Regions from separate parts of the Homo sapiens genome. Here region 1 is linked to region 2. Evidence: read pairs that join two places in POLR2A ChIA-PET (ENCODE). Cell type or tissue: Caco-2. All regions are shown on one strand. Links, peaks and the distances in the headings refer to the core of each region. The heading gives the core; the rest is flanking DNA.

Evidence for each region. ChIA-PET counts read pairs that join two places held together with the same protein. Peaks named below come from ENCODE experiments on the same cell type or tissue, not always from the same donor. Only the 100,000 strongest peaks of a DNase experiment are listed, where the experiment ranks them.
Region 1: POLR2A ChIA-PET joins it to region 2 with 8 read pairs; 1 of 35 experiments calls an interaction of 5 or more read pairs at or near these places.

The regions. Positions count from the first base shown.
Region 1 is chr14:49,503,302-49,507,701 of GRCh38, reverse strand. No RefSeq gene overlaps it. Among named protein-coding and RNA genes, the nearest start is that of RPS29, 81 kb to the left of the region's middle. In Caco-2, for the core only: no CTCF peak of the experiment used is centred there; a DNase peak (open chromatin) is centred at 2,111.
Region 2 is chr14:49,964,422-49,968,821 of GRCh38, reverse strand. It overlaps MIR6076 (microRNA 6076), which reads right to left and starts at 2,423; the gene lies at 2,311-2,423. RefSeq lists a silencer at 3,557-3,626. In Caco-2, for the core only: no CTCF peak of the experiment used is centred there; a DNase peak (open chromatin) is centred at 2,191; H3K4me3 peaks cover 159 bases.

The DNA.
Region 1 (4,400 bases), core at 267-4,266, 460 kb after region 2:
GCTTTTGCTCTGGACTCAGGGACAGCAGAGCACTGACTATGGGTAGAGGCTCACAAAAACCTCATTCTAACTGTGAGGTCCCTCTTACCTCTCAACAACAGAGTGTAGCATCCCTTCCTCAAGGTTCTGGTACCCCTGGAGTTCCACTGCCTGAAGGCCATAGGAGGGAGAAGGAAGCCACAGACAGGGCTCAGGATTTCTTGCTCTAGTTCAGTAGAGTAAATTATTAGTTCAGTGCTATTCTATGTAGGGCACTGAGGAAGGTTTTGCTTGGCTTTGAAGTCTTCCTTGAGACCTATTATATCTTGCTGAAAGCCTCAGGGAACATTTTATTCCCCCATCTTGATCCCTGGGATTTGGCTATGCTGTTTGCTATTGATAAGGCTTTGGGAAAATAGTGTAATTTAACAAAGGTTATTGGTTTTACTCTCCTGGTGCTTCTTTAATTAGGCTGCTGACACCATGCAAGGCAGGGTTTTGACATTAAGAGTAAGGGTTAGAGCTGTAGTTAGATCCAAACTTTGAGTCACTAAGGATCTAGGAGGTAACTTTCCTATATCCAATTAGCATTTAAATTTGAATTCGTCAATGTGGCTCTTAGTATGCAGAATTTTACCTTCATTTACCTTTTCCAAACAGGAACTACAGTGGCACGAAGAGTTATCAATATATTAACAAAAATATAGTTAATAGTAAAATACATCTTACTTCTTGCCTTGCTTTATTAATAGTTCTTAATCCCCATATACATTATTCTGAACCTGTCTTTATTCTTCATCTCTCTTCAGTCCCAGGAAAGTCACTTAATCCCTTGCCCTGGGCTATGTTTACTTTGTAGTTAATACCCTTTTATTCATTAGGTTGAGGGAAGATGTATTGTCTTCGGAGTTTGGCTACAGCTCCCTAGGTGTATCCTTTCTGAGTTAATTGTGGTTGGTTTTTGCCTTACTGTATTCTAAACACTGATTTCCATTTTGGGAAATGTAACCAGTGAGGACATTGAGAATGGTATATGAACATCAGCTGCTCTCAGGCTATGATCCTGTGCCTCTGATGCTTTACCTCTGACAAAAGGCAATGACCACACAATAAATAAGTGAACAGATAGAATTATCTCTGTTTTAAGCTCTCCTTCTAATTGTTTTTAAATCATTGGCATCTACTATTGCAAGCAAACTCAAGCACCCAGCAAATCACTGACCAAAGTGCAGGTGAATGTTAATGGGAGACTCTGAGACTGTCCATCTGGCTCTAAGTTGAGAGATGGTTTTTCTGTGGACCCAGGTACTCATAGTTGTAATGCTGCTGAAGAATCACAAGCACTTGCTATATAAAACATAATCTTTTTTTTTTGTTGATAAAATTTTTCCTAAGTTTTTATGATGGAATAAATACATTTCATATTTGCCAGACCCCTATTGACTTCTATAGGGATGGTACCATGTTTGGGAAGCCAAAGAGGAGACCCAGAGCCAGGGAACAAGACATAGGGTTTATTGAGGGGACTTACACATTACTTTTTTTTTTTCCCCCAAGATGGAGTCTCGCTCTGTCACCAGGCTGGAGTGCTGTGGAGTGATCTCGGCTCACTGCAACCTCTGCCTCTTGGGTTCAAGCAATTCTCCTGCCTCAGCCTCCTGAGTAGCTGGGATTGCAGGTGCATACCACCACACCCAGCTAATTTTTGTATTTTTAGCAGAGACGGGGTTTCACCATGTTGGCCAGGCTGGTCTCAAACTCCTGACCTTGTGTTCCATCCACCTCGGCCTCCCAAAGTGCTGGGATTACAGGTATGAGCCACCATGCCCGGCCCACATTACTTTTTACAAACAGTAGTGGTTCTCCTATCCAGTGGCAGCAGGCTGGACAGGAGAACTGCTACTGTTTGTAAAAAGCATGCAGTTTATATAGCATTTTCACTTTGCACCCTCCCCTGAGCAGCCTCCACTGGCAATCTTCATTTAATCCAAAACAAAGGGCCTTGATCCCCTGTATGGCCTGTGTTCCACGGGATGGGCTGGGGTTCAGATGTTCCTCATAGATAAGGAATGAAATTCAGGGTTGGCCACTCCTGAATTCCTTAGGTTGGAATTCCAAACACACATTCTTCTTAGACCATAGCATCATTCTCAGGGTATGCTTAGGTTATTGCTATCAGGTGCATCTGCCATACAATGATGTCAGAAGAAAAGAATCTAAGTGAGGTGGTGTGTCGGAGGCACCTGAAGACTGATGACCAGGTCACTCCCCAGCTGAAGCAGAGTCAGGGTTTTGATTGGGTAGGGAAAGGTTGAAAGCTGTCATTAAACATACCGTTTTAAAAGTTTTTATTATTTATTTATTTTTTTTAAAGCTACACCTGTTGGAATGGGAACTTGTGGTTTTAACAGGAAGACATTTTAACAGAAACTTGCAGTTTGGGACTGTTCTTGCTTTCATGTCCCTTGCTTGGAGGCATAGCCATTGCAACAATATTTCTGAGGTCTTTTTTTTGGTAAGCCTTGTCGCTAGTTGAAGCACAGAGGAGTGGGAGAGATAGGAAGAAAACCAACAAGGCAGAGACTCGGATGTTTTACTCTGTTGGCAACAGAGTAAAGGGCATATTCTGCAAAGGACACTAATGCTTCCAGTCCTTTCCCACTTTAGCATTTTTTGAGAACTACAAGGATACATGATTAACCCAAGTGAATTCCATGTGTTGAAAACTAGAAATAAATTTGTTAAACTCAGCTGTTGAGATTGAAGAATTTGGTAATTTTAGACATACCCAGTCTCTCTTTACTTAAGAACAGAGATAGTGATTCAGCCCAGCCTAATGTAGCTGAAGGTGTTCAATCACATTTATTGAAAACCTTTGTGCCAGGCACTTTACATGTATCTTAAAGATGACTTAGGCTGGGCATCGTGGGTCATGCCTGTAATCCCAGCACTTTGGGAGGCCGAGGTGGATTACTTGAGCTCAGGAGTTCAAGACCAGTCTGGACAACATGGCAAAACCCTGTCTCTACAAAAAAAATACAAAAATTAGCCAGGTGTGGTGGCACGTGCCTGTAGTCCCAGCTACTTGGGGGGCTGAGATGGGAGGATCGCTTAAGTCTGGGAGGTTGAGGCTGCAGTGAGCCATGTTTCTGCCACTGCACTCAAGCCTGGGTGAGAAAGCGGAACCCTATCTTAAAACAAACAAAAAAGATGATATATCTACAAAGTAAAAAGTCTGAGGTTTAAATTTTTGAATAAATATTCTACTCAGGTGTACATGGAACAAATGATTTTGGAGTGATTGTGAATGGTAGTTTTTGCCTCAAGATGGCACTCACGTTGCTCATGGCCCTTGTTTCAATGTTCTGTGTTTGATAAAATTTATAGTACTCTATAAGTTATTTCACAATTTATGGACTTATTTTCCATGTAGTTTTGACAATCCTATTGCATGTCTTTCAATTCCAAGAATTATGTCCCCTTCTGGGCTTGGCAGGATATTACTTTGTCAGTGGGCTGGCAGTGGAAGTTGGGGGCCCTGGTTCCCTCTTTACATAACCTGTATCCCTGATGATATGCATTTACTAGAGATTCTCTGTCCAAGCAATTGTTGTCTTCTAAAGAGATCATAAGATTGATGACACACATTTATTTTTCTGCTGTCGTTGCCTAAAACAGAGAAAATTCTTCTTAGTCTGCCTCCAGAACTAGTATTACGAACCATAAACATTTAAAAATTTGGTCTCATTGCTTTATGGTCATTTTGAATGAAAAAGAAAAGTAGTTTTAACAAGCTTTGTTGCCCACATTATTTATTGGCTTTAACTGGGAATTCTATTTAGCTGTTCTCAATCATCAACTTCTTTCTTTAAAGGAAAAAAATTCCCATTACTTAGGATAGACAAAAGGATATAGTACAAGCCTTGAAGGTAATCGTAAGAATGTCCACAATGTTTTGTGCATCAGCATGTACTATTGTTGGAATAAGGATATAAGCACATGAAGGGGCTACTTTGAACATCGTGGGTTTGTTAAACAGCACAACTCTGCTGTGAATGAGAAGGCACGCGTGCATAACATAAATCAGAGGTGTGTCACAGAGCAAAGTGTCAAGGCCAGGAAGCAAGTACGATGGGTGGAATTACTGTCTTTGGTTTTAGTAAACTCTGGCTTTGGGAGAGGGATACATGGAGGGAGAAGATGGAGCAGAGAAGAAACAATTGTCTCTTAGGGTTAAGACTATCCAGGTATAGCTATGATGGTTCATCACCATAACTGCAAATTTGTACATACGAGCAGTGTTCATATTTGCAGTTTTTTTTTTTTTTTTTGAGACAGAGTTGCTCTCACCCAGGCTGGAGTGCAGTTCAGTGGTGTGATCTTGGCTCACTGCAACCTCCGCCTCCCGGGTTCAAGCGATT
Region 2 (4,400 bases), core at 147-4,146:
TTCCTAGATATATACCCAACAGAGATGATGCACAGCTATACTAAAGAGCATGCACGATAATGCTCTTAGCAACATTATTCATTAATAACTGAAAGTTGGCAACAGATGTAACCCAGATGTCCATCAATCAATAAATTGTGATATATTCACATAATGCAATACAATAAGCAATGTAAATGAGCATACTACAGCTACACACGAGTACGTGAAAGACTCATAAACGTAATGCGAATGAAGGAAGCTAGACGCAGAAGAGTGCATGTTTGTATGAGTCTGTTCATATGACAGTAGGAAACAGGAACGACTAATCTACAGCACTTAGATGTTGGGGTAGGAATTACTTTGGAGGAGGTCGATCTTTTTCAGGGGAGAGTCTTCTTTTGGGGAGAAGGTCTTATAATATTTTATTTATTGACTTGGGACATGATTACAAGGAAGAGTTCACTTTGTCTTAATGCATTGATCAGTACACCTTTAATGTATACACCTTTCCTTTTTCTTTTCTTTTTTTTTTTTTTTTTTTGAGATGGAGTCTCGCTCTGTCGCCGAGACTGGAGTGCAGTGGCGAGATCTCAGCTCACTGCAACCTCCGCCTCCCGGGTTCCAGCGTTTCTCCTGCCTCTGCTTCCCGAGCAGTCGGGATTACAGGCACCTGCCACCATGCCCAGCTAATTTTTGTATTTTCAGTAGAGACAGGGTTTCGCCCTGTTGGCCAGACTGTTCTCAAACTCCTGACCTCAGGCAATCCACCCGCCTTGGCCTCCCAAAGTGCTGGGACTACAGGCGTGAGCCACTGCACCCGGCCTATACACCTTTTCTGTATTTTTATTTTTAAAAGTTCCCAAAATTGAAATGGTCAGTAGGCCACTGCAACCAGCCTATACACCTTTTCTCTATTTTTATTTTTAAAAGTTCCAAAAATTGAAATGGTCAGTAGGCCACTGCAACCAGCCTATACACCTTTTCTGTATTTTTATTTCTAAAAGTTCCAAAAATTGAAATGGTCAATAGGCATATGATAAAATGAACAATCTAACTGGTAAATCCAGGAAATGCAATTTAAAATGACACTGTTTTTTCTGCACATGACGCTGGCAGTTTTAACAAAATGATTATGTCCAACGCTGATGAGTATAATGGTGGCTATAAAAATCAGAACAGAATTTTGGGGGAGAAACTCAATATTATTTACAAAAATTTTAAATGTGCATGCCCTTTGATCCAGAAATTCCACTTCTAGAAATAATATCCTTCAGAAACACTCATACATACACACACCCATTTGTGTATAAGAACATTTGTTGCAGCATTGTTTGTAATGGTGAAAAATGGAAAACCACCTATGTGATCCTTTGCTAAAATAGTGGGTAAAGAAACTATGATACATCTAGAAGGAATGCAACAGTTAAAATGGGGGATGCCTATATGCACTAACACAGAAAGAGCTACAGGGAATGTTGTTAAGTAAAAGAAAAAAGTAAGTCAGAGAACAGAACATGTCATGTGATCGTTTATGCATAAATGACCTGAATGGGCCGGGTGTGGTGGCTTACACCTGTAATCCCAGCACTTTGGGAGGCCGAGGTGAGCAGATAACGAGATCAAGTCCATCCTGGCCAACATGGTGAAACCGCGTCTCTACTAAAAACACAAAAATTAGCTCAGCGTGGTGGCGCGCACCTGTAGTCCCAGCTACTCGGGAAGCTGAAAGCTGAAGCAGGAGAATTGCTTGAATCCAGAAGGCAGAGGTTGCAGTGAGCTGAGATTGTGCCACTGCACTCCAGCCTGGGTGACAGAGGAAGACTCCGTTTAAAAAAAAAAAAAAAAAAAGACCTGAATGTCCTTAAAACATTAAAACCACACACACAAAAAATTAAAACAACGGAAAATATCTGATGTGGTTCATTTATCTAAATACTTCACAAATCCTAAGACAAATAAATTTAACTTCTCTCTTGAGAAGTTATATGCACTGTATAAGAATTCTCTGGAACTGTCTCTCTACACCAAACCTGAAAGGACTGCACCACAATGGGAAGGAACTATTTCTTGTTCCACAGCCTCCTAGAAGAGTCTCAGTGTCTCCTCAGAAATGCCAGCTCCCACACGGGCCTGAGCAATAGCTCATGGAGTCTCTCCAGACCTTTGTGCTTCTGAGGCACTTTTCAATAATTAACTAATCTGCCTAAAGGGTGGGGCGGGCTATGGCTCCCACAGACTCAGCACTCCCTTCAGCCAGCTGCCCTCTGGAATGCAAAGGCATCCATCCCCTAGGAATGGCTGTTGGTCAATCCCTGCCCCACCACAGCCCCCAAACTCAGGAGGGTGAAAGGGCCAGGGCAGGAAAGCAACTTCCCCTCTCAGATGTTCTCCTGGAGAAATTATATTACTCTCGCCTACCTCCACCTCTCCTCTGTCATGCTCCTCCAGCATCTGAAAAAGAACGTTCCAACAGGCAGCAGGACAAATTACATGTCAATGCTGTCAGTTTCAATGCTGCCCTTTGTTGCTCCAGGTCCTATGAACCACAGAAAAATGTATAGGTCCTTTCCATTTTTTTTTTCTTTCTGGCACAAATAAAATAAACAGCAGAAGCAGTTTCTATTTCAGTATTTTCAAAGGGATGGTGTCTGGAGGAATGGTTCCCAATCTTTGGAATTTAACAAACCATTAAAATTTTGAAAACCTTTTGAGAGACTAACATAGGACTGCTCACTTCTATTTTGCCAAGCACAGACACTTAAAAAACAACCTGAATTATTGTCACCATCATTTTATGGTGGGAGATGATTGGACACTTTAACCCCAAAACAATGTAATCATGACAATCTCAGATTTTAAAACAGGACTTCAAATTTAATACACTCAGATGCATGAGAAATACACATGTATTTCACGTAGACTGGTGAACACTTCCTTACAGACGCACCAGCCCCTTGGAAAGAACTGGCAGAGACTAAATCATAAGTTTCCAAACCTGACTATGCCTGAGAAAGATAGGAAGGCATTAAAAATAATAATAATAATAATACAGATTCCAGATTCCCACCCCATCCATATTTACTGTATCACCTTCTGAGGATTTCTTGAGACGGAGTTTTGCTCTGTCACTCGGGCTGGAGCGCAATGGCACTATCTCGGCTCACTGCAACCTCTGCCACCCAGGTTCAGGTGATTCTTCTGCCTCAGCCTCCAGAGTAGCTGGGATTACAGGCACCCACCATCATGCCAGGCTAATTTTTGTATCTCTGTAGAGAAGGGGTTTCACCATGTTGGCCAGGCTGGTCTTGAACTCCTGACCTCAGGTGATCCACCTGCCTCGGCCTCCCAAAGTGCCGGGATTACAGGCGTGAGCCACCTCGCCCGGCCGCCTCTGAGGCTTTCTAAGGGTGGGGCCCTGGAATGTGTATTTAAAACTTTTTTTTACTATGGTGAAATATACATAATATAAAATTTACCACTTTAACCATTTTAAGTGTACAATTCAGTGGCAATAAGGACATTTACAATGCTGTATGTAACTTTTCATCATCCCAAACAGAAACTCTGTACCTGTTGAGCAATCACTCCGCATTTCCCCTTCCCCCAGCTCCTGCCAAACCTCTATTCTACTTTCTGTCTCTGTGAATTTGCCTATTCTAGGTCACTCAAAGAAGTAGAATCACACAATATTTTTCCTTTTGTGTCTGGGTTATTTCACTTAGCATAATGTCTTTGGTGCTCATCCGTGTCATAGCAGGTATCAGAATCCCACTCCTTTTTGTGGCTGAATCCTTCTCCATTGCATGCATTTGCCACATTTTGTTTATCTGTTCATCTGCTGGTGGACGGTTCTGTTGTTTCTACCTTTTGGCTATTATGAACGGTGCTGCTATGAAGGTTGTTGTACACGCATCTGTTTGAGTTCCTATTTTCTATTACTTTGAGTATATACCTAGGAGTGGAATATGCTGGATCATATGGAAATTCTGTATTACCACCAAGGAACAATCAGGCTGTTTTCCACAGTGGCCGCACCATTTTACACTCCCTCCAGCAATATGCGAGTGTCCCAAGTTAGCCACATCCTCACCGACATTTGTTGTTTTCTGTTTTTGTTTTTATTACCAGCCATCCTCATAGATGTGAAGTGGTATCTCATTGTGATTTTGATTTGTATTTCCCTAATGATTAATGATTTTAAACATCTTTTCCTGTGCCTATTGGCCATCTGTGTATCTTCTTTGGAGAACTGTCTATTGAATTACTTTGCCTATTTTAACATTAGGTTGTTTGGTTTGTTGTTGTTGAGTTGTAGGGGCTTTTAACATATTCTGGATAGTAGTCCCTTATCAGATGTGTGATTTGCAGGTATTTTCTCCCATTCTGTAGGCCATCTTTTCATTCCCTTCACAGTGACC